Regions from separate parts of the Homo sapiens genome. Here region 2 is linked to region 1. Evidence: chromatin loops called from intact Hi-C (ENCODE). Cell type or tissue: gastrocnemius medialis. All regions are shown on one strand. Links, peaks and the distances in the headings refer to the core of each region. The heading gives the core; the rest is flanking DNA. Region 1 has its middle 85 kb from the start of SIX2. Region 2 has its middle 42 kb from the start of SIX2.

The links. A loop is a pair of places that touch in the nucleus more often than their neighbours do. Peaks named below come from ENCODE experiments on the same cell type or tissue, not always from the same donor. Only the 100,000 strongest peaks of a DNase experiment are listed, where the experiment ranks them.
Region 2: it touches region 1 in a loop (2.6-fold over the local background); 4 of 110 quality-filtered maps call a loop at or near these places.

What each region holds. Positions count from the first base shown.
Region 1 is chr2:45,086,676-45,102,115 of GRCh38, forward strand. No RefSeq gene overlaps it. Among named protein-coding and RNA genes, the nearest start is that of SIX2, 85 kb to the left of the region's middle. In gastrocnemius medialis, for the core only: no CTCF peak of the experiment used is centred there; no DNase peak of the experiment used is centred there.
Region 2 is chr2:45,043,983-45,059,422 of GRCh38, forward strand. No RefSeq gene overlaps it. Among named protein-coding and RNA genes, the nearest start is that of SIX2, 42 kb to the left of the region's middle. In gastrocnemius medialis, for the core only: no CTCF peak of the experiment used is centred there; a DNase peak (open chromatin) is centred at 6,038.

The sequences.
Region 1 (15,440 bases), core at 7,279-9,778:
AAAAGTCAGGAAACAACAGATGCAGGTGAGGATGTGGAGAAACAGGAACACTTTTACACTGTTGGTGGGAGTGTAAATTAGTTCAATCATTGTGGAAGACAGTGTGGTGATTCCCCAAGGATCTAGAACCAGAAATACCATTTGACCCAGTAATCCTATTACTGGGTATATACCCAAAGGATTATAAATCATGCTACTATAAAGACACATGCACACGTATGATTACTGCAGCACTATTTACAATAGCAAAGACTTGGACCTAACCCAAATGCCCATCAATGATAGACTGGATAAAGAAAATATGGTACATATACACCGTGGAATACTATGCAGCCATAAAAAGGAATGAGATCATGCCCTTTGCAGGGACATGGATGAAGCTGAAACCATAATTCTCAGCAAACTAACACATGACCAGAAAACCAAACACCGTGTGTTCTCACTCATAAGTGGGAGTTGAACAATGAGAACACAGGCACACAGGGAGGGGAACATCACACACCAGGGCCAGTTGGGGGTTAGGCGGCAAGGGGAGGGAGAGCATTAGGACAAATACCTAATGCATGCAGGGTTTAATACCTAGATGATGGGTTGATAGGTGCAGCAAACCACCAGGCCACATGTATACCTATGTAACAAACCTGCACATTCTGCACATGAATCCCAGTACTTAAAGTAAAATAAAAAAAAAAAAAAAAGAAGAAACGAACAAACAAAAAAAGAAATAGTATTTCACACGCACGCACAATTCTTTACAGTTTTGTTTTTTAATTAAACATTTTATTTTGAGATAATTATAGATTCACATGCAGTTTTATGAAATAATACCCTTTACCCAGGTTTCCCTAACTGGGTGCAAAACTATGTATAATAATAGCACAACCAGGAAATTAATGTTGATATAACCCACTAAACTCATTCAGGTTTTACCAGTTTTCCATGTGTGTATTAAGTTCTACACAGTTCTATCACCTACAGAGGCTGTAGTATCCATCACCACAGTCAAGAGAGAACAGTTCCATCATCACAAGGATCCCTTTTCCTGGCCTTTTGTAACCACATCCACCTTCCCCCCTGGCTACTGCCTCCACGCCACCCCTACCCCGTCCCTAACCTTTGGTAACCTTGGAACTTTGGCAATGTGTCCTAATTCTCTGTACTTTTGTCTTTTCAAGAATCTTATGTAAATGGAATCATATCATACAGTATATGATACCTCCTGGAATTTGATTTTTAAAAATCAGCATAATCCCCTTGAGATTCATCTAGATTGTTGCATGTATCAATAGTTTGCTCCTTTTTATTGCTTCGTAGTTTTTCATGATACAGATATACCACAGTTTTTTTAACCGTTCACTCATCGAAGGATATCTGGGGTTCTTCCAGTTGTTGGCTCTTAGGAATAAAGTTGTTATGAACATTTATGTAGAGGTTTTTGTGTAAACATAAAACACTTCATTTTCCTGGGATAAACACCCAAGGGTACAGTCGCTGGCTTATATGGTAATTGCATGTTTAGTTTTATAAGAAATTATCAAACTTTTCCAGAATGGCTGTACCATTTTATAATCCTACCCACAATGGATGAGTGATTTGCATCCGTGCCCACATGTGGTGTTGTCACTATTTTATATTTTAGTTTTTCTGATGTATGTGCGTGGCTTTTAAAATTTCTCACCACATTCTTCCAGCTTTAAGTCTCTGGCTTTAAATCCAGGACTTCAATAACAATAACAGTTGCCCTTTATTGAGCTTATGCCATATTCCAGGCACTGTTCCAGGTATTTTACATATACTGCCTTATTTAATTTCACTTATTCCTCAGTATAAGCCTGGGAAGTAGAATCCAGCTGTTCATCACAGGCTTAGTCATTTCTGAAATGGTTGGTGGGCTTTAAATCATTTGCCTCTCAGTGTATCTTTTTCTACGTCCCTTCTCTTCTCTCAGCTTACTGTTTTGGCCTCTCCTTAGGGAGAAAGGAACCGGGGGTATTCAGGACTTTACTCTTGCCTTTAAGACAAGTACCAGATGGATGGGAACAGGCCAGAGAGCCAAGGGGCCAGAGTGTAGTAGTGATTGATGGGCTTCTGGTGCTCCCCCCCTTCCTGGTTCATAGCTACGGACTAACCAGCAAAGCTGGTGGGCTGGGGAGGAGGACCGGGAAGGAGGGAGAAAGGGTATTCTTCCCTGGTTGCCATCTATATGCTCAAGCCCTGAATTAAAAATACCTATGGTCCTTCATGTGAGACAGGGTTCTGCTCACTTGCCCATGATCTTCCTGTGGCAAATGAAAACCCTTGACTGCTCCCAGTCCATGAGTTGAATCCAGGCCCACACCCCAGAGCAGCAGGGAAGGAAAAATGCACAGCTGACAGCCGCGAAGTCCCAACGAAAGCTTAGGGGTAAAACTGGAAGCAACTCTATTCTCTGAGCTAACAAAATGCCTGGAAGTCAATGTGGGTAAATAGTACTGCAATCAATTAAAATTAATAAACATTTTCCTGCACCTTCTGTATACAAAGGCCTTTCACAGCATGTCTGAGCTGGAGGGGACCGTAGGGCCATCTCCATTTTCTCCATTTTGCAAATAAAGAAACAGAGTCCATCTGCGAAGAGACCAAAAGTAGGGATGGGATACTTGTATTTACTCCAAATCTTATCTTTTCCAGGCCATTTCATCAAACCGTGAGATTGTTCTTGTTTTATTTTAGTTTTGGGACAAGGAAACTGAGACTCAGCAAGTGTAAGGAACTTGTCTACCGTCTCCCAGCAAATTAGCAGTGCCACCAGCCACCAGCATTTGAAAGGAGTCCCCAACCCTGATCTGCTTCTTACAGATGCATCCATGCTACAATAACTACAACAGCAACAAACAATAGAAGGAGTGCTGTATCAAGAGCTCAAGTCTCGCCGTTACCTTGTTGGGTGATCTTAGACAAACTACTTATACTCCTTAGGACTTGGCTTCTTTATTTGGGAAATAGAAAAGCTGGAGATAGCCCTTCCAGCTCAAAAACACTGTGTGGCGGGGACTTAATTAAAGAAGGTCTTACCTGTTGATTATCCAGTGAGGACATCTGCAGTGTACAGCTCCCAAACAGTGGAGACCATCATGATGTGCCTCTGAATTCTGGAAGCCCCACGAGGGCAGGTGGCATAATAAAAGTACAGGGAGATACATTTCGAGGATGTTTGGGTTCTTATCTCATCTAGGGTGTTCATTTGTTAGGCTAGGAAACTAAAGACAGCTTAAAACCCTGAGCTTTTAAAGCGCCTGGTTTCCCACCCGCTGCCAACACTGATTTTATTTCCCATGTGCTCTGTACCCAGCTCTTCATTCGGTTCTGCATCAGCCCCACAGCTGCACACGTGCATACGTTCAGGCCCCAGACTTAGACAGTTTTGGTTCCTGTAAGTAGCTTTGACAGAGCTCAGCGGTATTCCTTGGGTAGGAGCTGTTTTCTTTTAAAAAGCAGATGTTGATGACAATAAGGTCTAAAGAGAAGACTGCAATGTAACGGAATTTTAAAATCACTTCTATTTAGAGGAATCCACAGGATATGTTTTAAGAAAATACACCCTCCCATGTTATTATATTACTAGTTTCATTGATGAAAAGGCTCAGCTACATTTGGCTTAACATCCTTAATACAAAGGGGCACCTCAAAACACATTTCCAGGCCAAAAATGGTGTAGATTTCTTGTCCTTTTCAATTAGACCTTACTTTCTATCAATGGGGTTCCCTTGTTACCTCTTTTTCCTTTTTTAAAATTTTATTTTACTTTAAGTTCTGGGATACATTTGCAGAACATGCAGGTTTGTTACATAGGTATACACGTGCCATGGTGGTTTGCTGCACCTATCAACCCATCCTCCGGGTTTTAAGCCCCACGTGCATTAGATATTTGTCCTAATGCTCTCCCTCCCCTTGACCCCACTCCCTGACAGGCCCTGGTATGTGATGTTTCCCTCCCTGTGTCCAGGTGTTCTCATTGTTCAACTCCCACTTATGAGTGAGAACACGCGGTATTTGGTTTTCTGTTTCTGTGTTAGTTTGCTGAGAATGATGGTTTCCATCTTCACTCATGTCCCTGCAAAGGACATGAAACATGAACTCTTTCTTTTTTATAGCTGCATAGTATTCCATAGTGTATATGTGCCACATTTTCTTTATCCAGTCTGTCATTGATGGGCATTTGGGTTGGGCCAAGTCTTTGCTATTGTAAATAGTGCTGCAATAGACATACGTGTGCATGTGTCTTTATAGTAGAATGATTTAAAATCCTTTGGGTATATACCAGTAATAGGATTGCTGGGTCAAATGGTACTTCTCCTTCTAGATCCTTGAGGAATCACCACCCTCTTTTTCCTTTTTCAAAATTAAGAAAAGCAAGTAGTTTTTCACTTATGAGAAAATAAAAAAAAGAAACAGAAAAGAAAACAAGGATTTTATTTGGATATTTAACTATTTTTTAAAAATAGAAAACATATTAATATGATTAAAAGCTCAAAAAAGTCAGAAAGATAATCAGCAAAAACTCTCCCTTCCGCCCCACTCCACAGACACAAAGTTCCCCTCCCCAGAGGCAATCAGTGTCTTTACCCTTCCAGAGGTATGTGATGCATAAGCAAACACACATTCCTGCCCATTATTTTTTTCCTTTGACCTATTATATCACGCACACTATCTGTTGTTTTTTTCATTTAGCAATATATCCTGGGGTAATTCTCTTTCATTATATGAAGAGTTTTCTTTTCAGCTGTATAATATTTTGTTGCAATTTATTTAGTAAGTCCCCTACTGATAGCTATTTGTGTTGTTCCCAATCTGTTGCAATTACCAAAAGGCTTCAGAAGTACCTTGTATATGCATATCCTTACATATGCTCGGATAGCCTTAGAAGAAATTCCTTGAAACAGAAGTTTAGAGTCTACAAAATTAGCCGGATGTGTTGGCGCATGCCTGCAATCCCAGCTACTCAGGAGGCTGAGGCAAAAGAATCTCTTGAACCTTGGAGGCGGAGGCTGCGGTGAGCTGAGATCACACCATTGCGCTCCAGCCTGGGCAACAAGAGTGAAACTCTGTCTCAAAAAAAAAAAAAAAAGTTTAGAGTCAAAGATAGGAGCATTTGTAACAGTGATGATGAATTAGACTTTCATTTTATTTTACGTTTTTTTTTTTTTTTTTGGACAGAGTCCTGCTCTGTCACCCAGACTGGAGTGCAGTGGCATGATCTCGGCTCACTGCAACCTCCGCCTCCCAGGTTCAAGCGATCCTCCCACCCAGCCTTCTGAGTAGCTGGGATTACAGGCACGCATCCCCATACCTGGCTAATTTTTGTGTTTTTTGTAGAGACGGGGTTTTGCCATGTTGCCCAGGCTAGTCTTAAATTCCTGGGCTCAAGCAATCCGCTGCCCTGGCCTCCCAAAGTGCTGGGGTTACAGGCATGAGCCACTGCGCCTGGCCTACACTTTCATTTTAAAATCACCTGTAACCCCTTCTTCAGTGTTAGTCATACTAACATTTTAATGTATAATTTTCCAGAAACACCCATTTAACAAACATATACCAAGTCCCGAGGGGCTATGTGTTCTAGTAGGCCCTGAATACAATAGCATAGCACAAAGCTGGCTTCTAGAACGGAGGAAGAGGCACCCAGTAGACGAGAGAAACTGTTATGAGTTGCTCCACGTCACTCGGGTGTGAAATTTTCTCCCTAAATCCCATCAAATCTGGATCTCAGCTCTACCCTTGCCAAAGTCTGCACCAAATTCCACATTAGCGGCCGGGGTCATTTCCTTTCCCATGGATCGTACCAAAATCCTGGGGTTTTTGTGGCCAGAAAATTGGAGGCAGCTCTCACATCCTCAGCCCACTGCTGTCACAGTTTCTGGGGTTGTCCTTGGGGGACCTGCTCCCTGGGGGGCTGGAGATCGCTTGCTCAAAGCCCTCCTCTGTTCTATCAACCCCCAGGTGGGTTCCCACCATGGAGACATCTGCTTTGCACCCTCAGAGGAAATCCCTGCTCCCACTGAATTCTGCACCCAGGAGTTTACTCAGTTTCCTGGTGCAGTATTCTTTTTAAAAACACCAGCTTCCACTCCTTCCTTTCCTTGCCCAGTGCTAGCCCCTTCCCTAGAAACTCACCAATAGCTGGGAGCTATGACCCTCCCAAAGAGCCTAGACTGGTTAGACCACACAGGTTCAGCTGCTTTGAGAATTGGGAGAGGGGAAATCACATTTTCCTTCCTGGGGTTTCTGTATCCACAGGAATAAAGCAAAAATTAATATCTAAGTGATTGATCCTACTGCATAAAGGAATAAATAAAAATAAAATGACAAGCTCTGGTAAGCCTTGTTTTGTCTACTGCTGTATTCTTTGCACTTAGAATAATGCCTGACACATAGTAGATGCTCAGGAAATACTTGTTGGCTGAAAGAATGATGTGTTAGGAGGAAAAAGAATGGGGGAATGTGTAAGGGAGAACATTGGAGCTAGTGGATGACTGCTTTAGACTGGGTGGTCAGAGATAGTTTTTCTGAGGAGGTGACATCTTGATGGGTTTTTGAGGATCAGAAGGAATCAGCTCTGTGAACTGTACTGGGAGGAGCCATCCAGGTAGAGGAGGGCATGGAGGGCTTCAGAACTAGAAGAGAGTTGTAGGTGAAGTGAGCCCAGAAAGAAGCCTTGGACAAAGGCAGCAGGTTGTGGGGGACCTTGCAGGATGTGTGAAGGCATGTGTAGAGCGCATGCAAACTGCGACGCAGAAACTTTCAATGACTTTGAGCAGGTGAATAAAATGATTTCTTTTTTAAACTTCTTTACATTTTTAAAGATCTTCCGGGCAGCTGCTTAATAGTAGATTTGAGCAGACAAGCGGGTAAATCAGATCTGTAGAGAGGTTACTGCTACTGTCACTGAGATGACATGGCTGGAACTGGGGTTGGTGCTCGGAAACATGGAAAAGTGTGGGTAGATTTGAGATAAATTTGGAGGCAGACGAAACTCCATTATGGATCCAAGGCGGGAGATGAGAAAAAGAGGGAAACTATAAGAGTTATTCCCAGGCTTTTCCCTCGGAAGAATTGCAATCTGGGCATCACTGGGATGCAAAGTGAGGGTGGGGCAGGCTGAGGAACGCAGGCTGGGGAGTTTGTGACCATTGTCTACATAACATTGATGTGGTGTTAAGAATGGGGGAGAGTCAGACAGCAACGTACTAGTCCTGCCTGTGCCAGGGCAACTGTGGGATAATGGGCAGGTTACCCAAACTCTGTGCCCCAGGTTCCTCATCTGGAAGGAAATAATAATAGTTCGTTTCTAAGTTTTTATAAGGATCAGTGGAGATAATCTATGTAAAATGCTTACAGTAGTGTCTGTCACATAGTAAAGTATCCAATTTAGCTATTTTTCTCTACTTCTATACTGGAATTTAAGATGGATGTACAGTGTTCCATTTTATGAATCGAATATTTATCCAAATCCCCAATTGTATTCTTTTCAGTGTTGCAGCTTATTAATAGTAGCACAGTGTTAAAAGCACAGACTTAGGAGCTAAACTCCCTGGATTCAAATCCTGACCCAAGCACTAACTAGATGTATAACCTTGGGCAAGTTAACTAAGCTCTTGGTGCCTCAGTTTCCTAATCCCTAAAATGAAGATAATAACAATAGCACCTACTAGTACAATCTCAGAAGTGATTCTATTCCAATTAAATCATTACACTCATATATTACACTCATTAAATTAAATGAGTATAAAGGTCTCGCTCTCTTAGAACAATGCCTTAGAACTTGAATATATTAAACATCGTGTAAGCATTGGCTTTTATCATTATGTGCCAGCTACTCTTTTACATGTGTTATGTGTATTTCCTCATCTAATATTTATAATACCCCTGTGAAATAGCTATAACTATTATGCCAATGTTATCAATCAGAAAACTGTGGTGCAGAGATTTAAGCCTAGACTCCAGAACCCCTTGCTTTAACAATTACTATTTATGGCACATCATTTTATATGTATTTTTGCTCATCATATGCCTATTTCTTTAGGATAAATTCCAAGAAATGGAATTTCATAATTTAAAAAACCCTATTTTAAGGTCTTTGGTGCATATTAACAAATTACTTCCCAGAGTTTGTAGCAATTTATAATCCCTTGAAAGCAATATAATAGCTATGCTTTCTCACAGGATTGCTTTCTTTAGAGTTAAGTAATTCTTATTAATATTGCTATACCAGTTCTTTTTTGGTTAATATTTGCACAGTATGTAGTTCTTCCATTCCTTAATTTTAATCTTTCTGTGTCTTTATTTTTTAGATTTACATCTCGTAATCAATGTGTATCTAGATTTTGGCTTTTTATCCATCTGAATACTCTATTTATCATAAAAAGAAAGCTTAATTCATTACTTTCACTGTGATTACCGACATAGTGGGACTTTTGTCCCGATATATAATTTTGCATTTTTAATTTACCATACTTCTTTCTTTTCCTTTCCATCTTTTTAGTCCTCTAATGGATCCACTGAGTTTTCTTTATTCTTCCTTGGTTTCCTTGACTAGTTTGAAATTGTATAGTCTATGTCTATTTTTTAAGCAATTGCTCTTACATTTTTAATATGCTTATTTAAGTTAACAAATTCTGTCTTCGTCCCAAGCAAGATTGGCATCTTTATGTACATTCATTGCAAATGATCTGTCCTTCACACATCTATGATAATATTGCTAATAGACTAACTTTATTAATACATTTCTCTCTCTCCAATTATTCTTTAACAAACATTCATGCAGGACTTCTGGCTATGGCCTAATGAGGAAACTGGCAACCTCTCTTCCCATAAAACCAACTATGAAGCCAGCAAAATTGATAAAAATAACCTTTTCAGTACTTTGGAAACTGATCAAAGGCAGACCACCTGAGAAGCTTTTATGCTTGAAAAACTGCTAAACTTCGGGTATGGACAGTGGCAATCTGTAACGTCTTAGCCTGGGGCTGCTCCTCTCCCCAACTTAGCTGATGTGAAGTTTGCCAGGCCTGGGCAGGTCAAGAATACTGGCAGCTTCTCTGCCAGGATTGTAGGGAATTCACCAGATTTGGAGCAGTGGGCAAAGCCCATAACCAGAGGCATTGTTGGTGAAGTGACCATGCCAGCACAGGTAAGTGGGTGGGGACAGTGGTCTACTAGCCTGAGGCTGTGTGGTTGGGGCCAGTGTATTCCTAGCTGAGGCTGTGGGTATACACAGCAGGGAATGAAGAGGGCTCAGAATCCCCCTTCAAATTCCCACTCAGAATTCCATTGTCATGTCTCCCTAGTATCTTCCAATCTGGGTTAGTTCCTCAGTCTTTTTTTCTTTTCATGGTCTTGACACTTTTTTTTTTCCCTTTTTCAGGCAAGGTCTCGCTCTGTCGCCCAGATTGGAGTGCAGTGGTGCAATCTCGGCTCACTGCAACCTCCGCCTCCTGGGTTCAAGCAATTCTTGTGCCTCAGCGTCCTGAGGAGTTGGGATTACAGGCGGGCACTGCCAGGTGGACTAATTTTTGTATTTTCAGTAAAGATGGGGTTTCAATATGTTGGCCAGGCTGGTCTTGAACTCCTGACCTCAAGCGATCCGCCGGTCTCAGCCTCCCAAAGTGCCAGGATTAAAGGCGTGAGCCACCATGCCTGGCAGATCAGGGCACTTTTGAAGAGCACTATTCAGCAATTTGTAGAATGAATGCTCCTCAACTTGGAATCAGACAAGGATAACTATTAGGAATGTGCTAGAGAATGTATAGGAAAAGATGGATAGAATGAGTAAAGAATTATATGGGAGTATTTCAGGAAAGAATTGGAAGCACTATAAAACCCAATGAAAATTTTAGAACTGAAAAATACAATATCTGAAATCATGTCTTCAGATGGGATTCATAGCATCTGGGACATTGGGGTATTCAGAATGAAGGATCTGTGAACTTGGAGATAGGGCAAAATAAATTATTCAAACTGAAGCAGAATGAAAACAAAACTATTTTTTTAAATGAACAAACCGTCAGTGACATGTGGAATAATATCAAGTAGTTGACATATGTAATTGAAGTCACAGAAGACAGAACATGACAGAAATAAAATGAAAACAAAAATGATGGCCGAATATTTCTTAAACTTGATGAAAAACATCAATACACAGATCCAAGAAGTTTGACAAATCCCAAATGGGATAAATACAGACACATCATGGTCAAATTGTTTAAAAAGATATGAAGAAAATATTAAAAGAAGCCAGAGGGAAAAAAGAAAAATTATCTACAAGGTGACAAGTATTTGTATTGCTGTTGGTTTTTAAAATTAGAAACAACAAAAGCCAGAAGACATTTGAAAAACATCTCTAAAGTGCTGAAAGAAAAAAACCTTCAACCTTAAATCTTGAAATGATATATCCTTAAAAAATTAAGAAGGCCAGGCGCAGTGGCTCACACCTGTAAACCCAGCACTTTGGGAGGTTGAGGTGGGCAGATGACCTGAGGTCAGGATTTTGAGACCAGCCTGGCCAATATGGTGAAACTTGATCTCTACAAAAAATACAGAAATTTACCTGTGTGGTGCCACACACCTGTAATCTCAGCTACTCGGGAGGCTGAAGCATGAGAATCGCTTGCCAGGAGGCGGAGGCTGCAGTGAGCCGAGATTGTGCCACTGCACTCCAGCCTGGGCAACAGAGTGAGACTTCGTCTCAAAAACAAAAACAAAAACAAAAACAAAAAAATTAAGGTGAAATGAAGACATTTTCAGATAAACAAACATTGAGAGAATTTATAGCCAGTAGACCTTCACTACAAGAAGTGCTAAAGGGAGTTCCTCAAACCAAAGGGACACTATACCAGATAGAAACACATGCGACCAGGAAGAAATGAAGAGTTCCAGAAATAGTAAGCATGGGGGTAAATAGAAAAGGCTTTTTTCCTTTCCTTAATTTTCTGAATGTGCAATTGATAATTTAAAGCAAATGAATGATAACAATATACCATGGGGTTTATAACATATGTAAAATAAAATATGTAATCATAATACTACAAAGTACAGTAGGAGGTAAATGAAGTATGTTGTACAGTTTTTATTACATGTGAAGTAGCATAATATTAATAAGTTGCAGTCTGTAAAAAACTAAAGTTGCATATTGCAATCTCTAGAGTAAGAGCTACAGATAAAAAAGAGGCATAACTAAAAATCCAATGGAGGAGATAAAATAAAATACTAAGAAATAACACAAAGAAAATCAGAAAAGAAGAAAAAATGAACAAAAATGGGGGAAATAAATAGGAAGCAAATAACATGATAGTAGATGTAATCTAAAATAATTGTTTATCAATAATTACATACATGCAAAGAAGCTAAGCACTTCAATTAAAACCTCAGTGCCTTAAGCACATATCTGGTTCTAATAACTTCACGGTCGATTTGGTTTTTAGTTGGTTTTTACAGCTCTGATTTTAGCTTTCTTTTTCTACTTTCCAGTACTTGTGGATTTCCTTTGTATGTTTTTGAGATAGGCTGAATATGAATTGTTTTTAAATAAATATATAATATTTACATAATTTTATATATATATGTGTATATATGTAATATAAATCACGGCTCACTGCAGCCTCGATCTCCTCAGGCTCAAGTGATCCCCCCACCTCAGCCTTCTGAGTAGCTGAAACTACAGGCACACGCTACCATGTCCAGCCAATTTTTGTATTTTTAGTGGAGATGGGGTTTCTCCACGTTTCCTAGGCTGGTCTCGAATCCCATGGCTCAATCAGTCTGCCTGTCTCAGCCTCCCAAAGTGCTGGGATTATAGGCATGAGCCATAGTGCCCGGCTTTTAAATATATATTTAAAGCATAACTTCCCTGTGTTTGGAGGTAGGGTAGGGAATCTGGGAGCTTCCCGCAGCAGTTCAGTCTATGATATTGGCAGCTTTATTTAAAAAATGTAAATAATGAATCCCAGCTGAATTTATTCCATCTTAAGCTAATAATAAGTTTCTAACTTTATTTTAAAAATAATTGGCTCATTGCCCTCATTTGCTAAATAACCTAGCCTTCCTCCACTGATTACAAACATTTGGGTGCATTGCTGTATTTCTGCTCTGTCACCATGCTTCTCTGTTTTTGCACCAGTAGTACAGTCTTACAATTATTTCAGCTTTCCATTATTTCATTCAGTCTTAGTGTCTGCTAGGTAAAAGCCCCTACCATCACCCCTATTCCAAACATTTTGGCTATTCTACTTAGATGAACTATAGGATAATTTTGTCAAGTTAAAACATTTTTTGTTTGGATTTTATTTGGGATAATGTTAAAGATGTAGTATTACTTGGGCGAAGAATTGGTATCTAAGTGGTCTTAGATTTTCCCACCCAGAAACATGACATGCTTTTTCATTTATTCAAGGCAAGAATGTCTCTCAATGAAGTTTTGCAGTTTTCTTCGTGCATGTTCTGTCCATTTTTTCATAAGGGTATTCCTCCATCCCTCTTCAGTAACTGTGTTTTGCTGAGTAAGATCTCTTTATCATATATGTAGGGTTTCTTGTCTTGACCTTGTGTTTAATGAATAGAGTATTAAAAAGGTTTTTCTTTTTAAACATTCACTAACATGGTAATGCATTAAAATTCTTTTTCTTTATTTTTATTTAACTGTTCTGTTTTGTTTTTTGAGATGGAGTCTCTGTCGCCCAGGCTGGAGTGCAGTGGTGCAATCTCAGCTCACTGCAACCTCCATCTCCCTGGTTCAAGCAATTCCCATGACTCAGCCTCCCGAGTAGCTGAGATTACAGGAGCCCACCACCACATCCGGCTAATTTTTTTTGTATTTTTAGTAGAGACGGTGTTTCACCATGTTGGCCAGACTGGTCTCGAACTGCTGACCTCAGGCAATCCGCCCACCTTGGCCTCCCAAAGTGTTGGGATTACAGGTGTGAGCCACAGTGCCCGGCCTATTTAACTATTTTTATTGAAGCATAAAATACAATAACATACAATAAACTGTGCAGGGGTACTGATCTTATGTGTTCCTCTTGGTGAATTTTTGCATCTGTATAATCAGGTCAAGATATGGCTCTTTCCAGTACCCCAAAAGCCCCCTTTATGTTCCACTTCCACCCACACCAACCCCTGAGGTAACTACTGTGTATTTCTATCAACAGGGAATAGGTTAGCCTGCTTATGACCTTAATATCAATCAAATCATGCACTATGTACTTTAGTGTCTGGATTCTTCCATTTAATATAATAGCTTAAGGTTCACCTGTTTTGTTGCACTTATTAGTACTTCATACCTTTTATTGTTTTGTAGTTTTCTATTGTATGTTTGTGGGTGCGTATGTGTTTATATATTTGTGTGTACACATGCACGTGAATATTTATGTACACACACCTATATTCCATGATTGACGTACCCATTCTCCTGTTGATGGGTCTGTGGGTTGTTTCTAGTTTTTTGCTATTACAAATAAAGCTGCTATGAACATTCTTGTGCATGTTTTTTTTCATGCACATATGTGCAGCTTATTGTTGGGTGAACACAATGGGTGAATTTGCTGGATCACAGGGTATGCACCTGTTGACTTTAATAGATGCTACCAAATGATATTCAACAGTGGTTATGACATTTTACATCCCAACCACCAGTGATTGAAAGGTCCAGTCGCTTCCTATCCTCACTAGCATTCGGTAGTGTCAGGCTTTTAAATTTTAGTTATTCTGGTGGGTGTGTAGTGGCATCTCATTATGGCTTTAGTTTGCATTTACTTGATAAGTAGTATAACGTGCAGTATTTTTTCACATGCTTGTTAGCCATTTGGATATTCTCTCCTTTTAAGTGAAATATTTTTACACATTTTAAAATTGGTTTGTTTTCTCGTTGATTTGTAGGAGTTGTTCATATATTTCAGATATGAGTCCTTTTTATTACCTGTACAAAGATATTTGTCTGAGACTTGCTTTTTTATTCTCTTAATGATTTCTGTTGATGAACAGAAGTCTTCAATTTTAGTGAAGTTCAATTAATCAGGTTTTTTTTTTTTAATTTAAGGCTACTAATTTATTGCATCCTAAGAAATCTTGGCTTCCTCCAAGGTCTTGAAACTATTCTATTTCCCTTTGGAAACTTTATTGTTTTATCTTTCATATTTAAGTCTATGATCCATCTCACATTAATTTCTGTGCATTGTAGGAGGTAGGGGTTCACACTTAGTTTTTTTGCCCTATTCAAGTTTCAGCACCAGCTGTTGAAAAGATAATTCTTTCCTCCACTGAATTACATTGGTATTGTCTTTGTGAATCAGGTGAGCATATATGTGGGTCTATTTCTGCACTGAATTTTATAACACTGATCAACTTATCTATTCTTTCACCAATACCATGCTGTCTTAGTTACTAAAGCTTTGTCATTTTTGTAAGACTCAACATTTTGTACTGTAAATTCTCCAATTTTGTTCTTCAAGGCTGTCTTAGCAATTCTAGGTCTCTTGCATTTCCTTGTAAAATTCAGAACCAACTTGTCAATTTCAACAACCATAAACTTTCTGGGATTTTGATTGTGATTTTATTGAACTTATATATCAGTTCAGGAAGAATTAATGTCTTAACGATATTGAGTCATCCAATCTGTGAACATGTGTGTCTCTCATTTATTTAACTCTTTTTAAATTTCTCCCAGTAATTTTGCTGTTATTGTTATTTTTTCAATATACAAGTCTTGCACATATTTTAACTTTATTCTCAAGTATTTCATAAATACATGTTTATAAATATGTACATAAATATTATATGTATATATATATATATTTAGAGACAGGGTCTCACTCTGTCACCCAGTCTAGAGTGCAGTATAACCATAGCTTGCTGTAATCTTCAACTCCTCAGCTCAAGCCATTCTCTCACCTCAATCTCCCAAATAGCTGGGACTACCACCATACCCAGCTACTTTTTTTTCTTTCTTTTTTTTTTTTTTTTTTTGTAGACAGGGTGTCACTATGCTACTCAGGCTGGTCTTGAACTCCTGGCCTCAAGTGTGTTCCTCCTGCCTTGACCTCCCAAAGTGTTAGGATGACAGGCATGAGCCACTGGGCCCGGCTTATTTTATATTTTTTGAATCCATTATAATGGCTTTAAAATTTTTCCTTGCCAATTGTTTGTGGCTATTTTATAGAAATGCAATTTTATAGATTGAGTTTGTATTAATGTACTTATTAGTTCTAATAGTTTGTAATAGATTTTTTGGAATTTCTACATACAAAATTAGGGCATTTGCAAATAAAGACAGTTTTACTTCTTCCTTTCTACTTTTTATGGTCTCTTATTTATTTTTCTTCAGAAAAGACTTCCAAATATTCTCTCTGTAGACTGATGGTCCTAATTGAAGTCATATGTAAAATGGCTATAAAAGTGCCAGGACAAGGAAGGCT
Region 2 (15,440 bases), core at 4,717-7,216, 45 kb before region 1:
CTCACAGTGATAAGTGCTCAAATTGCACACTTGTTGGATTAACTTGGATACCAGACTCCAAGTGCAATGCATTGAGATGAGCTGAACTGGTCCCTGCCACTGCTTCTGGTTTGGGGGTCCCCATTAGACCTGGCTCCCAATCTCTGGAGAGGCCTGAGGAACAGGAAGATGAACCTTAGGTTCTGTTGGTTGTAAGAAACAGAGACTCACTCAAGTAACTACAGGAGAAGGGAGGATGGCCCAGACCAGAATGTGATGTAGAACCAAGGAAGCTGGCATAGAGTTTTCTCCCATAGGTGGCCTGGTCTATTTGTATCCCCATGTTTCTGCTGCTTTTTGTGTGTTTTTTCCATTCTCCTTCTGGTAATTCTTTGAGTCTAGCTTCTGTTTACTTATAATTTCTGTTCCTATGTAACTTTGGCTTTTACTAGATTATCATGGCTTCTCTGGTTTCTTCATCCATTACAAATGTTCTGTTTTAGCCTCTTTGGTGATTACATCCTTCACTTGGCATACCTTGGTTCAAATGCCTTGGAAAGAGACTAGGATGGGCACAGCTCATCTTTGGGATTGACTGCCCTTGATCTAGGTGTCTGCCTCTGGTCCAATCAGCAATTCCAGGGCTCAAGATGTGGAAAGGGCAGGTCATTCATTGCAAAACCATAGCTCCTTAAAGATTATGCATAACACAAGTAACTTCTGTCAGAACAGCATTGAAGGTGTGGCAGGCATTCTGAGGCTGGGTCTGTCCAGTTTGGGGATATCCTCCAGGGCTGTCTTTTGCTGCTATGTTGGGAACCAGAGCACAAGTAAATGCAGGAATGGTCAAGAGAAACAATCTTCTAGTTGTCCGGAATCTCCATCATCTCACAACGTCACATCTTCCTTTCCCCAATACACACCCTCACCAGAGTGTTTCCTGACATGAGATGTGTAAAGAGGGGCAAGATGGAAGAAAATCAGCAAACCAAGCAGTCTTAATATTAATGTGAGGAAGCGCTGTGAATTTTACAAGTGAGAACATCAGTCTCCACTAGGAAGATCACAAGGAGAGAAAAAGAAGATAGACTGAGCGGTGAACTTAATACCCAGCCAATTCAGAGGGTGAGAGAAGCCAGGCCCTCAGGATGCTGACAGGAGAATCTAATAAAATGGCAATTGATGTAATCAAGAGTAACTACAGCTTTAGATGTGAGAATGAATTTTAAAAGGCTGAGTACTGATTTTCCAACACTAGTACAGTGTTGACCAACAGAAGGGACACCATCCTAGCCTTTCCATTTGCAGCTTCAAGTGAATTTCATAAATTACCAATGAATTTCTCCTTTTTGCAATGCCTGAATTTTCTCTGGATATGTATACGGAGATACTTTAAAAGAAAAAAGCCAACAGTTATAGATCAACCTTTATTCTGTATTTAGAAGCAACTGCAAAGTCCTTCCTTCCATTCTTCCTTCCTTCTTCCTCTCCTCCCTTATTCTTTTTCCTTTCTTCATTACTTCTTTCCTTCCTCCAATATTTGTGAACATCCTTTTTGTGTAAGTCATAGTATGCATAAATAGAATTTTTATTCAATAGCATAAGAAATACAAATATATACAGTAGTACAACAAATCCAACATTTATTAAAGGCTTTCTGTGTCCTAGGTGCTATTCTAAGCTCCTAACATATATCAGTTAATCCTCTCAACGGCCTTAAATGTGGGTACTAATATTATCCTCTCTTGTAAAAAAAAAAAAAAAAAAGAAAAAGAAAAAGGAGTAAGTGGATCAATGACTTTCTCAAGATCATTGTCTTAATCTGATAGAGCTACCATAACAAAATACCATAGACTATGTGGCTTAAACCACAGGCATTTATTTCTGACAGTTCTGGAAGCTGAGGAGTCCAAGATCAAGTGTAGCTGATTCGGTTCCTGATAAGGACTCCCTTCCTGGTTTGCAGACAGCTGCCTTCTAATGCCATGTTTACATAAACTTTCCTCAGCGAGTGATCTCTCTCTCTCTACTTACAAGGCAACTAATCCCATATTGACCGCCCCACCCTCATGACTTAATTTAATCCTAATTACCTCCCAAAGGCCTCATCTTCAATGCTGTCACAATGGAGGTTAGGACTTCAGCATATAAATTTGGGAGGGAGGACACCAACATTAAGTCTCTAACAATCATACAGTCAGAAAAGTGGAAAAAAAGTAATCAGCTTCAATGTTAGTAGAACCATAAGCAGTGTGAGTGGACCACTCAGGCCATTGTGGGATGTAGAAGGAGAGGAGCTCAGGGGGAAGGAGAAAGAGGAGGAAGAGCCTGCATGTCTGCTCACAGCTGACCCAGAATTGCTTTCTGGAGGGAGAAGTTTCAGGAGGAGGGTACGGGAGAATAGTCTACCACAAGCACAGGCCATTAAGGAATGTGGAGGCTGTTAGGTTCAAGCCCTGAACTTGAGTCCTGCCTTTACTACTTCCCACCTGAATATCCTTGGGCAAGTCTTTTATCCTGTCTTTCCACAGTTGTGTAGACCATTTGAGGAGGCATCTTGTATACTGTGAAAAGCCATTTGGATATTTCATTTGAAATGGCCATAGCCAGGGGAGACATGATTTGAGCAAAACTGATGTCTGTAGCAGTGGCCAGCTCTTCTTGGTCTGCACTGTAAGCACAGGCCTGGACCACAGTCCTCAACCAAACTGTGTCTACTTGTGTCGACCTGTTCCCTTTGATAAAGCTGAGTCCCCATAGGTCGTGGGGCCTGGACCAGCCACTGGAGGAACACTCAGGAAGAGAGAAGCCAATGGGCTTCCTCAGGAGAATTTGCTCCAGGACTGTTACCATTTTTCCCAGACTAGTGACTTCTAGGCCTTCTTAAGAAATTAGTGAAGCAAGCCTGCTTGTGGCAAGATAAAAGAGAAGGGAAGACAGTCACAAAGAACCACATATTCTATAATTCCATTTACACAGAATAGGCAAATCCATAGAGACAGAAAACTAATTTGTGGTTACCAGAAGCTGGGGGAGAGAGGGAGTGATTGCTGTGGGTATGGGGTTTCTTTTTGGAGTGATGAAAATATTCTGGAATGCGATTGTGGTGATGGTTGCACAACCTTGTGAATATACTAAAAAGGATTGAACATAGGGTCTGTAAAAAGATGAATTTTATGGTATATAAATTAAATCACAATTTTATAAAAGTTAAGAGAGGAGGCCCCCAGCAAGGTTCCTATTGTTGTGGGAGATTTCCTTATTGTGGATGTCCCTCTGAGTGGAGGGGACACCACAGGGTCCCAGAGCTTCAAAGAAGGTAACCCTCTGCAGGGTATGATGGGGGCAACTCTGAGGGGGATTCACAGACAGGTCCCTGGCACAGATGGCCCGTGGGAAGAGAGGCAGATAGGCCTGAGGTCAGGTCCTCCCTGAGCAACAGTCCCCAGAAGACCAAAGTGATGTCAGCGTGGCAGAGGGCACACGGGGTGGGGGGAATTCCTGCCTCTGAAAGTCCACCCCAAGCACTTTAAGATGGTCATTGGAAGAGGAAACCATGACCCAGACTGGGCACATAGCTTGTGGTTTGGTGGGAGGAAGGGCACTGTGCTCGTGTCAACCCCAGTCTAGCATGGAGGTCTTGAAAGGCTGCCTGGATGCTTTGCAGCTTTGCTTGTGGCTTTACCTCCAGCACATGCACACCCTCTCCTCCCTTTAGTGGAGGTCTTGGGAGGATAATTTTTGCATTTTTTTTAAAAGGAAATATAGCAAGTATTCATCTTGATCTGCGAACTCAGGTACACACACACACAGAAATCACTTTATATATTTTCTTTAAATCAGCTTAATTCCAACTCTAAACCCTCATCCTGTGGGCTGGTGGGAAATCCATTATGGGCTCCACCTACCACCTGGCCTTGGGCAGCACTAGGATCTAGGAAGTTTATGTGGTGTCTGGAGAAAAGGAAGTGCCTCCACCCCTTAGTGAATCAAACTCCAGGCATGAGTGTTCCCTTGAAATCTCACGGCATGGGCCAGGGGTCTTGGATGGGGCAGGGACTCTCTCAGTTTTCCCTGCTGAGGGCTTACCACCTCCCTAGGAAGCTGCCCTGAGCTATGTGGGAGACCCTGCTCCCGCAAGGCACACCATGGCCTGTTTTATCCATTAGATACTAAAGCCCAAGAGCTTTGCAACGGCTTAGAAAATGTCTGATCATTGGAAGAAAGTCCATGGGCTTCAAAATTTAAAAAGAGAACTGCAAAATGGAAATAAACACATGCTTAATTGTGTTTACGAAATCTAATACTGTCATCTTCATTAATTGTTAAACTTAATATTCTTGAAAACATCATTCTATTTGAAAACAATTTGCTGGTTTATCTCACTTTGCAAGAATTTCTGAGTATAATAATGTTGGCTAAGGGGTCATTCTTGGTCAGGAAAAAAGAAAAGCAACACCAGGGAACAACTTCTGGAATAATGAAGAAATGATATTCAAACTATGCCAGGTTTCTTAAAGCAGGGCTTCTCAAATACTAATACGTGCCCATGAGTCACCACCTGGGGGTCAAGTTAAAATGCAGATTTGGATTCAGTAAGTAGCAGGTGAGGTAAAGCTGATACTGGTAGTCTCCAGACCACAGTTTGTTTAGCCAAGTTCAAAAACATGCTTTCATTTACTGCTTTTATTCAAGAATGTCAGTACTTTCAGCTGACCTGATGGTTAAGCAGAGTCCTCTGGCCCCATTAGATAATGGCACTTAGATACTGACCCCTCTTTCCACTGGGGTCTCACTGATCTTCTGTGTCAGCATGCTTATTCCAGCTCCCAGGCCTTTGCTCCGGCCATTTCTCTGCCTGTAATGAATGCCTCTCCCTTCTAATCTCTGCCAAGTGAGATCCCATCTACCCTTCAGTATCCAACTCTACTGCTTCCTCTATGAAATTTGCCCCAAACTTGCAGCCAGTATTGCTCCCGTCCTTCCCTGAATTCAGTATTTGTAACCCTCAGTTTGGCTCTGATTATACACTCCGTCCTGGTTTTAGATAACCTTTCTGAAGATATCTGTCTTATTTCTCTGACTAAGGTGTGAGGCCCTGGTGGACAGTGTTAATGTTTCCCACTTTTTCTGCAGTCTAGACGTGGCCCTGCCATTTATTTGCCACATGATCTTAGAAAAATCACTTCCCTTCTCTTGGGTCCTTCATTTGTAAAATGAGTCAAACTAACTTGAGACCTCTGAAGGTCTGTCTGCCTCTAAAATTCCTTGGTTCCATGTGGTTCTGACTGCTACACGTTGCCTAGGACATGGTTGACGTTCAAGAACACACCTAGTAGATTTAATTAAGCTGAAATTTCCAGCAAGGAAAAGCTTTATGTCTCCAGAGAGGCCCGGGATGAATGGCCCTGGGCAAGGCAACACATCATGGCGCAGGAGGGGCTCCTCCTTCCCCATGCCTCCCCCACTTCTCCTAGGTCTGTCCTTGGCATCTGGAATTCGCCATTTCTTCTCAGTACCAGGCCTTCCCTCCTTGCATTCTTTACCAGGAACACAAAGAAAACAAAATATGATGAGGGAAATGTGGGCCCAGGGGTGTGAGAAAGGGGAGAGGGGGAAAGGAAGAGGGGTGGGGAAGGGGAGGACAAGAACAGAACCCGAGGTCATAATCTGGAGGAATCAGACGTTTCAGAAATCATCTGTCACAGCACCCCGGCCACCAGAAGATGTAAATAAATTAAGGTGGTAATTCCATCTCAGATTTGCAGTGATGTGAACAGCCCTTCCAAGCCCGGCTCTCACGGTGTGTGATGTCACCCACATGCCTTGATGGAATTAGAGCCCTAATTTATTTATGGTTGGGGATACGCTATTCCTTATGGCATTGCAATTGTCTTTATTTTATAGGCTGCTTGAAGCAATTTAATATGGTTCGATCCCACAGAGGATGCATACCGACAGAAACTCAACAAGTGAGAGCTGGCTTGCTGAGGGCACCACAGCACCCCCGCCTTGTAGACAGCCTGCTGCCCAGGGCTGTGGCGGGTCTGCCAGAACCAGGGGTTTTCTTCTCATCTCCCTCAGGGAGCAGGGAGCTCTCCCGTGTGATAATGAGCAGCAGTCGCAGTGGCGGCGTTCTTCACAGAGACCTGGCCAGGGCACCTCTTGGAAACCAACCCCCGGCGGGATCAAAGAGGGTCAAACTTCAAGAGGATGACTCCAGGTTCACGGTTGAAGCGGGTCTTTGTTCAAACTATTCCACACCTGAAAAGAGGACCCTAGAGCAAGAAGCGCTGTGGAATAGTGTAAGAATTTGGAGTCAGGAGTCCTGGGTGCAAGTCTTGATTTTGCCACTGTGTTGTCCTGTGCAACTCACTCCACTAAACCTCAGTCCTTATGGGTAAAATGAAAATAATATTATCTACTGCAGAAGGTTGTTGGGATGTCCAGATAACAATGTAGTAAAGTGTTGGTCATCTCTGAGTGCTGCATAGACAGATGGTAGCTTCAGCCTAGGGAGGCAAGTGTGAATGACCTCCTTGTAACACAATCTCACCTCTGGAAGCTCCTGAACTCCCAAGGAAACCCAAACTCAAGACAACGAAGTCCCCTACTGCTACCCTGCATCCCTCGCCCCTGAACCCACGGTCATGATGGGGACTGACTGAGTCCTGACACTGGACTTCTCCCGGCTACAATGCAGGGGGACCTTAGATTCTTTATGGGCCAGGGTTCTCTCCTCCTTTGTAACCTCTCCTTCCACCCCTCTTCCAATAAAACGTAGAAGTAGCGCATGTTTTATTTATTTCGTGGTTTCATACCTTAATTTGTCTTTCTTGAGTGCACCGAAAACACTCATTATGTCTTGGAGAAACACTTCTTTTTAGGCTCCAAGTTTCTAGAATATTCTGAGGTCTCACTGGAGGAAGAAATAATGAAGTGCAGTAAGAACTGTACACTGACAGTTAGAAAACCTACTACATCCTAATTACTATGGGCTGTGGCTATTTAAAGAAATAGTCAAATGAAAAATAAACAAGTAAATAAAGATTACACAACTGTCCGCCTTAGCATACACAGCAATTTCTTCACCTATGAAATGAGAAGTTTTGACCAAATGACTCTGACAGGATAATATTCTTTAGATCTGTAGTGTATTCTATCATAGGCAAATATGTTATATAGGGTCCACTATCTGTAGCAGACACCATTAATTTTTTTTATTGTACTTTAATTCTGGGATACATGTGCAGAACGTGCAGGTTTGTTACATAGGAATACGTGGGCCATGGTGGTTTGCTGCACCTATCAACCCGTCATCTAGGTTTTAAGCCCCACGTGCATTAGGTATTTGTCCTAATGCTCTCCCTCCCTTTGCCTCCCACCTCCCGACAGGCCCTGGACACCACTAATTAACCACGGCACTGTTCTCCTCTGCTTCAAACAATCCCTTCCCAAATCATATTACCACATGAGATGAAGCCCATTTGCCACCCAGGTGTACTCATTCAGTCATCAAGCTATTGTTTAATAACCTTCGTTTTTTCTTCTTTAAACAATTCATTTTTCCATCTCCCCTATTTCCTTACTTTCCCCATGACCATTACCCTGAGGGAAGTTCCATAAGAAAAATACAAAGTTCAGTGGATAAAAATATTTTTGGATGAAGAATGAGGAATGGCATTATGGAAAACGTGGCTCTTGAAATATGATTATTTAAACAATACTAATAACCACTTCCATGTAGCAGAGGGCCTGCCCCATGCCAGGTATTGAGTCTGCCCTTGAACTTACCAAGGCTGACAACAACACTTTCAGGTACAGTACTTGTTATTTTTTCTATCTTACAGATAAAGAAGCTGAGACTCGGAGGAGTTAAATCACTTGCACAGGCCAGGCACAGTGGCTCATGCCTGTAATCCCAGCACTTTGGGAGGCCAAGGCAGGAGGATCACCAGAGATTAAGAGTTCAAGACCAGCCTGACCAATATGGTGAAACTCCGTCTCTACTAAAAATACAAAAATTAGCCAGGTGTGGTGGTATGTGCCTGTAGTCCCAGCCATTTGGGAGGCTGAGCTAGGAGAACTGCTTGAGCCCGGAAGGCAGAGGTTGCAGTGAACTGAGATCATGCCACTGCACTCCAGCCTGGGTGATAGAAGCGAGACTCCATCTCAAAAAAAAATCACTTGCTCAGGGTCACACAGCATGTGAGCGTCAGAGCTGGGACCCATCTTTGAAGCCCATGGTGGATTTTCAACGTAGAAGTAGAGGGAAGGGCAGAAGAGGACATAGAAAAAGGAAAGTATTTAACTGTTAATTTATTTCTCTTTCAATTTTTATTTTAGGTTCAGCGGGTACATGTGCAGGTTTGTTATATGGCTATATTGTGTGCCACTGAGGCTTGATGTATGAATGATCCTATCACCCAGGGAGTGAGCATAGCGCACGATAGGTGGTTTTTCAACCCTTGCCCCCTCCCATCCTCTCCTCTCTGGGAGTTCCCAGTGTCTATTGCTCCCATCCTTATGTCCATGTGTGCTCAGTGTTTAGCTCCCACTTGTAAGTGAGAACATGCGGCATTTGGTTTTCTGGTCCTGTGTTAATTCACTTAGGATAATGGCCTCTAGCTGTATTCATGTTCCTGCAAGGGACATGATTTTTTTTTTTTTAATCACACACACACACACACACACACACACACACACATGCACTATCTTTATCCAGTACATCACTGATGGGCATCTGGGTTGATTCCATGTCTTTGCTATTGTGAATGCTGTTGCAAGTGAATGTGTCTTTTGGTAGAACTAGGTAACTGTTTAAAACATACTGTAATTAATATGCCGTTGGTCCATGCATAATGAGATGAGCACACAGGATAACTGGCCCATTTGAAAGTAGACGTGTGTATCCCAGAGCAGAGAGAGCCACCTAAGGTCATTGAGTACTCACCTAGGCCATGAAGAAGAAGCAAGGAATCCACAAGGAAACTTCTGTAGACTGGAAGCCCAGTGCCTCAACTTCTGCATTCTTGCTACAGAAGGGGGCAGGCCTCAATGCAGGGCTCGTGTGCTGCCTCTGCTAGATGGGTTTGAGGACCAGCAATGGCCAGATGGGCAGGTTCCAGGATGGAAAAAAGGCCCACCATTTCAGGATGCAAAGAAGGATCCTGCCTCTTTGTGGTCAGAGTAGAGAATAGAATGCAGAGAGGTTGGTGGTGTTCTGATGGAACCAGGGATGTGCTAGCTTTAGTAATGTCATTCTCTGATCTCTCCAGGTCAGAAGCTGAGAGGGGTGTCTCATTCAATGGCCCCATAAAGTCCAGCTACTAAGAGGTGAGTTGGTGTGACCAGGTCAGGCTGAGCCAAGTTAGTGGGAGGTAGAGCCTGTTCTGCAAAGTAATTTCCTGAGGCAACTCTGAACATTGTGGGCAGGGGCTGAGGGATAAAGGAGAGTGTGAAATTCCATTGGGAAATGACTGAGCAGGACGACCCCCATAGTGTTCTCTTCCAAATGCCTGAGGGGACAGGGGTGGGGGGGGCAGGGGTGAGTGGTCCCATGAGCAGAGGGTAAAGAAATTGGAGGCTGCTTCCAAACATGTCACTAAGAGCATTTTAGGGTCTTCTGCATGAGGGGCAGAGTCAGAAAATGGCTCATGAATGGCTGACCAGTGTGGATGACTGGCCAGTGGTTGTCTGACATGATGGCTGGTACCCTCCTCTGGGGAAGATGAGAATAAATGGCTTATGTTCCAGTGAAAGAGATTTGAGAGGTATCCTGAGGGTGAGAAGCCTTGTTCCCTGAGGACTCCCCACCCTGGCTCGAGTTTCTGAGGGGCTGCACGCCCCCATCCCTTGAGTAGAACACAAGCATGGACTTTTTTTTTTCCAGGTAGATTTCAGGCCTCTCGAAGGACCTCAGCCCCAAGTCTCTCTTGACTTGGAGATGTGGCAGACCTCGGGTCCATTTCTCTTTCCCACCCCACCCACCCATGCCCTTCCCGTTATTCCTGTGTCCAGGCCCTCCTTGCTGGCCAGCGCTCTCCAGGTAGACATGCCTGCAGGTCTAGCCACTCTGAAGGTTGCTTTGTGTTCACTCTGCACAGAATTCCTGTCTCTTTGCTCATTTATTTGGGATTTATTGAGCATGTCTGCTGTGTTCCATCAGGCAGGCATGTCGTGTGGGCACCCTCGTGTGACACAGGGGGAAGAACAGCCAGAGTGATTGCTTTAAAACTTGAGTCAGATCAAGCCATTCCGCACCCCCGACTCCCAAATTCCCCCACCCCTGCAATCATCTCATGCAGAGCAAAAGCCAGAGTCCTTAGGCGCCTGCGAAGCTTTGCACTCTGTGATCACTCCTGCCCTGCATAGCCTCCCCGACCTCCCCACAGTGTCTCCTCACTCTGCTCAGGCCACACTGGCCTTCTCAGTGTTTCTGCAACTTGCCAGGCACTTCCTTGCCTAAGGGCCTTTGCACCTGAGCCACATCGCTCATCCTTTCACCTCCTCAAGGCCTTTGCTCATATGCCGCCTTCCTAGAAGACCTTCCCAGCCACTGTTGTCAAAAAGTCTCCCCCAAAACCCCTTTTCTTCTAACACTCGCTTCCTTCCTTCTAACACCCCCTTCCCTGCTTTAGTTTTCTCTGTAGCACTTTTCAGCATGTGATGTGCTATATGTTTTTGCTTACTTAATTTGCTGATTGCCTGCATCATGCCACTAGATGTGAGCCACATGAGGGCAGAGATTATTGCCTGTTTTCGTTCAGTACAACAGTTGTTGAGCTGTATAACTAGTTGTTGAGCTGGAGACTTCGGCTGTGATCCTGAATAAGGCATTAACTAACGATGTGTTATTGGGCCAATCAGTTCCCCTCCCTGGGCCTCATTTTAAAATGACACATGGAATAGGTAACTCCCCTGCGTTCCTTCCCACTACAGGGTTGGTCCTGTGAGAAGCCACAGAAAGCCCTTGTCTTTAGGGAACCTGGAATCTGACTAAAGAAGCTCAAGACAGAACATACTAGTCTGTAAATGTGTTGCACAGACATTGAATGTCAGGGTGGGGTGGGTGGGGGGCGGCGGTGAGCTGGGGAGGCCAGTGAGCTGGGGGCTAGGGGCTCAGGGCTCAGGCCAAATCGCACAGAAGCCTCTGATTGGGAGCCAGGTCAGACTCTGACTTGTGCTTGTGAGCTCTTCCCCAGGCCCACAGCCATCGGTGGCCTCTCCCGCTTCTCACAGTTGGGCGAGGGGCCCAGGTTGGGTGATGGGGGAGTTGAGAGAGGGAGCTGCCTGCTCAGAGACCCCACCCTTCATGAGTGCCAATGGCTTCCCTGCCTCTTTCGGCCACAGAGATGCTAACCTGCAGGCCCCAGTGGTGGCTCAGCCCACATCTTGAACTCATTTTCCAGCATGAGGGTGTCTGGTTTTATGTCACAGTCCAAGGCACGTGTTTACTCAGCTTCTCTGCTCCCCAGCCCAAGGAGAGATAACTGAACTTGATGGATAACCACTAATTGGATCATTACCTTCATTTCGAAATGATTGCTCCTAGCCACTGGGGGCATTAGTTCCAAGCTGGGGCCCTGCAATCCGGCATGCTCCATCAGCCCAGACCCCAGCAGGATTGTAACCCCACAAGGGCTCACAGCTGTGCTCCTGTCTAACTATAACCTCTAACCAGCCCCCTCCCTACGCTCTCCCAACTCAGTGTCCAGCTGGTCATTGTGCACCTTGCCCCCACCGACTCTCTCCTCTGGAGTGCCCTCTCTGTTGCCAGGGCTCCCAGGAACACCAGTTCCCACCACACCCTCCTCTCTGGCTACCTCTCTGTTCTCTGATTGTCTGATAGGCGTATAGTTTGCCTCTCCAGACAGAGAACAGGGTCCTTGAAGGCAGGGCAACCTCTCTTCTTCCAGATGCTCCTTGTATTGCTGACACTGGGCTGGGCACACAGTGGTGGCTGTTGGTTGATTGATGTTATGAGGCAGGAGGGAAGGGCCGGAAGGGAGTGCGATTGATTCCAGCTGAAAATGGGGAGGCAGGGGCAGGCAGAGGGTAATGATGACTCGGGGTGGGGGCAGGTGGGTCAGGAGCTCCGAAGGACCCACCCCCACCCCCACCCCCACCCTACCCTTGTGACTCTGACCTGGGAGCCTGAGTTTAAAAAAAATAGTTTATAGAAGAATCCCTCTGAGAGTGGTTAAATAAATTACCATAACTCCTGAGATGAAATATTACAGCCATTAAAAATGTCTCGAAGGATATTTAATGATCACACTAAATGAGTGAAAAAAAGTTACAAAAAGTAATGCACAATATGATTCCATTCAAAGATGTTGCTAAACACACTTATAGACAAATAGCAGGTGGTATTTATTGAGCTCTTACTGCAAGCCCTGCATTGTGCCACGGGTGTCCTGCGTATCATCTCATGCAGTCTTCATATCAATCCCAGGAGCTGGGTTGTTTCTTTATCCCCATTTTACATGCGTGGAAACTGAGGCCCAGAAGTGAGGTGATTTTCCCAAGGTCATACAGCATAATCGGTCTCCCTTAGTGCTGAAGTTTGGACAGGTTAAAGTCTTTGAGCTCTGAACTTCTTATGCTGTCAGGAGGTCCCTTAGGCAAGAGGAATCAGGTCAAAACGGTGTCAAAACCATGTGGTAGGGAGAGTAGCCAGAGGGCATGTGCACCTGCTCTGTGCGCTGAGGGCCCTGGAGCCCAAGACCACATTTTTCAACATTTCCCACCAAGGGCTACCAGGGAGAGCTCGAGCAGTGAAACAACCTCCTGGAGAAAGGGCATGCTTACCCCAAACAGTGTTATCCTGGGGTTAAACAGTGTTATTGACTGGGGGTAGGGAGATTGGGGCAGGGAGATGGAGTCTGTTCTGTGTTCTGGCCTTCCATGGCCTCCTGAGATGTTGCATAAATCTGGCCATCCTGGGACTGGGAGGTGGGACAGGGGTGGGGTGATGAGGGTGGGGAAGTGTCATCTGAGGGAGAGGGTCAGAGAGTCCACTTACAGTTTTCCAGGCAGCTCCCTGACTTTGAAGAGGGACATTGGGATGAAAAATAAAGCTACAGTATCCCTGCACTCACAGTGCCTGCTGCTGCTGATGGTGGGGTTTGGTAGCACAGTGGATCCTTGAACATCAGGGTTTGAACTGCATGGGTCCAATCATATGCAATTTTTTTAACCAAACATGAATGGAAAACATTGTATTCAAGGGATGTGAAACCTGTGTATATGAAGGGCTGACTTTCTGTACACTTGGGTTCCACAGGGCTGACTGCAGGTCTTGAGTATGTGTGAATTTTGTTATATGTGGGAGTCCTGGAACCCATCCCCCACACATACTGAGGGACAACTATATGAATCAGCCTGTCTTGATTGCCTACTAATTGAGTATCTGGTGTGTGTGTGTGTGTGTGTGTGTGTACCTGTGTGTGGGCACATGTTTGTGTGTGTGTGTTTGAGGCATGAAGAGAAGGCATGACTCCACTCTGGGAATAAGACTGATCCAGGAGGGAACTGTTCACAGTAAACTTGAAAGGCTGGATGCCACACTCTGTTACAAGCAAGGGAGACAAGAGCTGCTTATCTGCCTAAACTCATGTTGAAATTTAATTGCTATAGTAACACTGTTAAGAGGTGGAACATTTAAGATGTGATTAAGTCATGAGGGATCTGACCTCTTGGGTGGGATTAATGTCTTTATAAAAGGGCAAGTTCAGCCCCCTTTTTCCTCTTTGCTCTTCTGCCTTCCACCATGCGAGGATGCAGTGTTTGAGGCACCATCTTAGAGTCAGAATTGCCAACCCTGCTGGTGGCTTGATCTTGGACTTCCCAGACTCCAGAACTGTGAGCCAATAGTTTCTGTTCATTATAAATTACCCAGTCTTGAATTTTTTTCTTAGAGCAACACGAAACAGACTAAGACATGTGCCCTCAGATGTAGAAGGATATGTTGTGAAGACTGACATAAGTTTGAATACTGGGCAAATTGGCCAACTCCTTCCACTGAGTTACTCGCCTTCCACCTCTCCCCACCTCCTCTCTTCTTTTTTATTCCCCTCTTCCCTCAACTTCAACCTATGGGGAAGCAGTCCTCTTATTCTGCCCTGTACATGGTGTTGTTTTTCTTTTGGGGGAGGCCTCAGGGAGGGCCTAGGGAAACTGGGAGGTGGCATTTGCTTGTATTGAACACCTACTATGGGCAGGCCTTTGTGTTAGGCATGCCTGTGGGGGACAGAAGGTGAGTAAGTCATGGTCCTGGTCTTCATGGAGCTCATGAGTGGCACAGCAGAACCACAAGGCTTAAGGTGATGGAGTGTAGGGCTTGTGGGTAGGTGTGGGGAGGACTCAGAGATGGCAATAAGGCCCCACGCCTGGGGACTGAGTGCCTGAGCAGGGGTAGGGAGTTTGGTGGATGGGGGACAAGGATGAGGATAAGATGATGATTTTGGGGAAAGTGGGTCAGGGTTTGCCTAGGCTGACTTTTGAGGGTGAGCAAGCATCACCCATGGTTAGGCAAAACAAGATGGCAATAAAAACTTCTGTCCAAGCCCCTGGAATGCTTAATGTTTCTCATGGACCCTGGTATGGTCTGGCCAGGTAAGGATGCAGTCTGACATCTATTAATAACTAATCCTCTGCTTCCCCTGCCCCATCCTTCCCTGATATCTGACCGTCTACCCTGGAATTCTTCAGTTATTTACCATGGGGCCCTGTGGGAAGCATCCAGAATGCCAGCACACCCAGGATGCCCACCCAGGTGGGGTGCTGAGAGCAGCGGGAGGCTCTGTGGACTGACCTAGTAGTGGTCTTTGCTCTTCCCCACTGAGGAGTTGCCCCCTGGGTGTGAGGAGAATGAACATGGAATGGCTCAGCCTAAACAGGTCTGATTTCGATGGCCCCTTGGGCCCATTTGATGTGGCCCAGTGCTGAGTAGTGCCCACTTCCTCATGTCCTCTGACATGGCCTGCCCTTCTGGATCCTGGGTTTTTTCCCCTCGTCCTGACATTGCCTTCCTCCTTTCCTCAGAAATCTTGCGCCCAGGAAGAATTAGTTCATTTCTGGAGTAGGCCCCATGGACTTTGTATACAAACTTTGATGATAGCTTCTCTGAATTCTCCAGCCTGTTTCAGCTGCAGAAAACCAGTCACTTCCAGTTTCCATACTCTCCTTCAGGCAGCATAGTCCCCCCTCTGTTAAGTGGTCCCCTTAACATTGCTTTACTGGGATGATCCTAATTTTTGGCATGACTCTAACCTTGTTGACCAAGGTGCCAGTTCCCCATTACACAAAGTCTCTTTAGCCCTTTTCTCTCCCTCTCCCAGCTCTTTCTTGGTACCCATCTGGAGAAAGGAGGGAAAAACACTCAATATATGTCAGACAATGAGCTGGGTGTTTGACCATTTTTTTTTTCTCATTTAAGCCTCTCAATATCTCTCCTA